2 separate regions of the Mus musculus genome follow, and region 1 is linked to region 2. Evidence: chromatin loops called from intact Hi-C (ENCODE). Cell type or tissue: left cerebral cortex. All regions are shown on one strand.

Region 1 (2,500 bases), 86 kb before region 2:
AACTCTGCAAGGGAGGACCAGGAGAGAAGGCAACATTGAGATGTAAATAAATGAATAAAATAATTAAATAATAATGATTTAAAAACATGCAACAAGAACAAAAAAGTTACTAGCCAACTAATCAAGCCTCAACACTAAGAACCTAGAAGAGATAGATACATGCATGGATGATAGATAGATAGACAGACAGACAGACAGATGGCACAAAATAAGGCCCAAAATAAGCAGAAGGAAGAAAAGATAAAACCTGAAACTGGAAGCTCTAAAACCTACAGGTAAGGGTGAATGCAAAACAGAGCTAGATGCTTAAAAAGCTCAATAAAATTTACAACACTGATAAAGAACTGAAGATAAATATAAACTTCCAGTATCGGTAATAAAACAGCAACAAAACCCTGAAAACATCCGAGGAATAATAAGGGGATGTCACAAGCAACACTTTTCATTTAATTTGACTAATTCCTTGAAATGAACCCATTTCTCAAAAGCCATGAGCCAGAACAGTTTGCCTAACCTGAAATAAATAGTCTAAGTAGTCCTAAACTAACAAGGGAAACAGATTTTTTTAATTTTAAAATTCTCCAAACAGAAATAGCAAGTTATAGATGGTTTTACTAAAGAACTGTATCAGTTGACTTAGGAAAAATTCGATACAATATTTCCCAAAATAGAAGCTGGTGAAACTAGAGAAGGAATGTCACTCTGATAATAAATCACACAAAGATAAAGAGAGACAATAAAATTAAATCCTAACAAACATAGATGCATAAATTCTTAGCAAAATATTATCAATCGAAATTCAAAAATATATTTTTTAAAAGGCACAATACAACATGCCAGGGATGCAAAGATGGTTCCATTTTGAAAGTCAATTGATGCGCTCCACCATATTAAGAAGCTAAAATGAAAACAAATCATATGATAACTTGCAACAATGAAGAAAAGCCATCTTACAAATGTCAGTACCCATTCGTAATTTTAAAGATCTCTCCTAAAGAGGAGAAAGGGGACTTAACCAACTTGCCAGAGGGCAGCTGTAAGGAAGCTACTACTCACATCACACCAGGCTGAAGCAAAAGTACAGGCCTCCTTTCCTTTGTTCCTCGATCGAGAGGGAACAGCATAAGAATATTCTGTGTCACTCCTTTCTGGTCAGGATTTTAGGCAATAGAATTAAATTTATATGTAAATAAAAAATATCTAATAATTTTTAAAAAATCAAATGAAAGTCATATAGTTTGGCAGGGAGAAAAAAAGTAAAATTATTCCTATTTGTGAATGTTACAATTGTGAAGAAAACCACAAGAAATTTTGAAAGAATTTTTTAAAAAATAAATGAGTTCAGCAAGGTCACTTAATATTCAATCTACACATAAGTCACTCATATCTTTATATGAAATAATGACCCTCCCTCCTGGTAGGCTCACTTTTCAGAGTTCTGATTCACTATCATCAGCCATAGTCCAAAGCTATGATGCCAAACATGCCATCTATTAACCATTCGTAAGTTTTAAATTACTCACTGTTTTGGGTTTTGAACATCCAGGTGAAATCTCACCCAGCCCGCTCCATCCCACTTGAGGTATGAATCACCCCCTCTAACCAGCATAACCACGCTGTAATGCTAACCACACCACCCCAACTAGTCACCCAGTGGCCATCAGAGCAGCTGTCATAGTCTCTTCAGAACTATGTTCCAGACATCATTGTTTGACTTAGAAAATGGCCCCAAACACATGAGTAGTATTCCTTCATATTTCTTCATTTGCATTGAATCAGCCAAAGAGAAGCTTTAAGTTATATTCTTTAAGTGAAAGAGGAAAAGTTCTAAATTTAATAGGGAAAGGAAAAAAAATACACAAGTTGCTAATATCTCTAATAAGTATGGCTCTTCTACCAGCTAATCATTTTGTTGCTGTTGGGGAAGTTGTTTTGTTTTGTTTTGTTTTGTTTTGTTTTTTAATGTATGTGAGTACACTGCTGTTGTCTTCAGACACACCAGAAGAGGGCATTAGATCCCATTACAGATGGTTGTGAGCCACCATGTGGTTGCTGGGAATTGAACCCAGGACCTCTGGAAGAGCAGTCAGTGTTCTTAACTGCTGAGCCATCTCTCCAGCCCCTACCAGCTAAATTTTTAAGAAGAAAAAAATACACTTGCACTTTTTGTTTCCATACCTCAAACTTCAAAAGTTCCAGCCCTGTAACTTTATACCATCAGGAGAACAGTCTATGGTTCCCATATTTTGGTTTTGAATGAGTGAGTTTAATTAAGTAAGCAAGCCAAAGTGAAAACCTAGTGAGAGAAAGGTGGGGGGGGGGGAGTTCATCAGACCAAGTGCTCAAATATCCAGCCCAAATCGACCTGGGCAAGACCCCTTTAAGGACAACCAAATAGACTTTCTATTGAGTCTGAAGCTGAGCAGAGCACTTCCTTGAGGGAGGTTTTCAAGTCAAAGAACATATGCAGACAGAGATGACATCATTAAATTAGACACAC
Region 2 (2,500 bases):
AAGCACGGCCAGGCCTGTGGAGACATTCTGCAGCCCCACAGTGGTGTCGTGGATGCAGCTTAGAAACAGGCTCTCTGGAAGAAAAAGTGAGTAAAGCCCTGGTTTATAGTATTTGACAATCTCCTTGGTATAAATGCTTCTAGCAAAGTAACTTTGGCTAAGCCTAGAGATATAAAGGTAGCCAGTATAAGCAAGTTTCAGTCCACCCCTACCAGGAGCATCCATGCAAGACCAGATCCATCACAAAGGTGTAGAGGAGATGCTGATGAGAGAAATCCAGGTGGGAGCCAAAGCTACAGCCCTCCAATGGCAATACAGACAGGATACCTGGCAAGGGCTGGGGGCTAGAGCAAGTCGGAGGAGCACACAATCCCTCCAGGGGATGCACAGAAAAGGTCTAGACCGGTACTTCTGCATTACAGTCACACAAAGTCAACCCAAATTCCAAGCTGTCTCAGAAACCAGCCCCAAGTCTAGAGGCTATCTTCCCAAAAAGTGAGCTAAATAGCAGCCCCACCCACCTGAATATAGTTTGAAATCCAGGGAAAGAACACTGTACCAGTACCTACTTCTAGAGGCCCCTCCAAACTGGAAGCTCCCCAGACACCTGCTATAATGAGCAGACCTGCTCCTGCATCTGAGCTAGCCTATCTCCAGAACAAACCTTCCTGCTCCCCCTAGAGCCAAAAAAAAAAAAAAAAAAAAAAGCCATGTGCACTACTACAAAAGACTACTGTGCACACCCTTCACACACTGGCAAGTGCGCACACACCCCATACACAACATACACCCCACACACAACACACATATACAATCCACACACAACACACATACACACAATCCTCACACAACATAACACACACACGCAACACATATATGCACAATACATAACACCATACCATACACATACCACATACATACAAATATAAATACACACCATGCACATGTACACACACACATGAATACACACACCACACACACAGTACACATACACACCACACATATACAATCCCCACACATCATACCACACACACACAATACATACACCACACACACACACCACATACATACAGATATAAATACACACCATGCACACACACACTAACAAACACACAACACAACACACACAATACATATTCACACCACACAAACCACACTCACTTGACAAGGGGGGAGATGCCCTTCTTGGCAATGTGTCGGAGCAGAAGCAAAGCTATTTCAGTTAGCATTCTAAAGCTGAATGGACTTTGCTTGCCGTCTATTTGCAGTAGGATGCCAACACATCTAAAATAGCATGTTTACTCATAGGTTTTTCTCTACATGCAAGTCAAGAAAAAATGTTTACCCTCTGTACTTCCTCCCCCACTAATTAAGCGCCTTCAGCCCACCACCTCCCATTCAGAGCATCCTCCTTTGGAGGCCCTGGCTCTCTAACTCCATTGCATATTAGAATCACCTAGAGGCTCTCAGTAACCTGCATCCCCTGTACCGGTGATGCCAAGCATCTGGAGGCAGGACTGGGCTATCTGTGGCTTTACAGTTAGAGTACTTTTTAACTCCTTGAGGGATGCTGCTGTAAGAAGCACACTTCATTCCCACTGGTATAGAAACTAAGCTAAAGGGGAAAGCCTCTGCTCCTCTCATTCACAGTGAAAAGAGCCTGGAGGGGAGGGGCTTAGCGCAGAGGAATTTTTCACTAGTAGTCTAGAGACTTGGTTTGCAAGTCAAAAGCTAAGAGGAGAGGGAATCAGGCCAATTCTGTCCCTCCCTGAGGCCAGCCCCCTCTCTGTCTAGCTCACAACATTTTATGCAATTAAGGAATTATTGAAGGAAGAGAGATAAATTAGGAGATGAGGAATCAATTAGATTAGCTACTAATTAGTTTGATATCTGTTAATAGAGGTGAGACTCTAACTAGTGAAGTTGTTACTAAGAATGGGGTCTCAGCATGATTCCCCTGGGAACTGGAGGTGCTGGGCTGTGGGAATGAGCATGGGAGGTCTCTGCATCAAACACCACCTCAGCCACTGTTCAAAGGATTTTCCAGTTTCAAGAGGGATTTATTTTTAAAGACCGAAAATGTAGAGCAATGTGTATAATCTACTTTAGGGCGGTTTAGAAGGTTTTTAATTCCAGATCAGTGTGTGGTCATTAAACACACATGAGACAGCGATTTCACCTAAACCACTCACCTCGGTCTCTATAGCAAGATGCACAGCAAGCATTTCAGAAAGGAAACACTGGAGAAGTCTGCTCTCCGCAGTGACTTCAGGGAGCACCTTTGAATCAGCAGACCCAGGCAACAGGCCAGCTGCTCCTCTCTGTGTGCCACAAGGTATTCAGTGTAATCCTGAGCTCTGTAATGTGGGGGCAGCCTTCTTCACTTTTATTGAGCTACGGTGGACCTGCCACAAAACTCACTCTGACGTTTAAGTATACTAATTTAACATAGCTAAGATCATGCTGCCACCGCCTCAGTCTGGCTTTAGAGTACGCTATG

The links. Hi-C counts contacts between places; a loop is a spot of excess contacts. Peaks named below come from ENCODE experiments on the same cell type or tissue, not always from the same donor. Only the 100,000 strongest peaks of a DNase experiment are listed, where the experiment ranks them.
Region 1: it touches region 2 in a loop (4-fold over the local background); 2 of 42 quality-filtered maps call a loop at or near these places.

The regions. Positions count from the first base shown.
Region 1 is chr14:35,066,393-35,068,892 of GRCm38, reverse strand. The region is part of intron 4 of Grid1 (glutamate receptor, ionotropic, delta 1); the gene reads right to left. Among named protein-coding and RNA genes, the nearest start is that of Gm41133, 66 kb to the left of the region's middle. In left cerebral cortex, no CTCF peak of the experiment used is centred here; no DNase peak of the experiment used is centred here.
Region 2 is chr14:34,980,141-34,982,640 of GRCm38, reverse strand. All of the region lies in intron 3 of Grid1 (glutamate receptor, ionotropic, delta 1), which reads right to left. Among named protein-coding and RNA genes, the nearest start is that of Mir346, 87 kb to the right of the region's middle. In left cerebral cortex, no CTCF peak of the experiment used is centred here; a DNase peak (open chromatin) is centred at 1,384.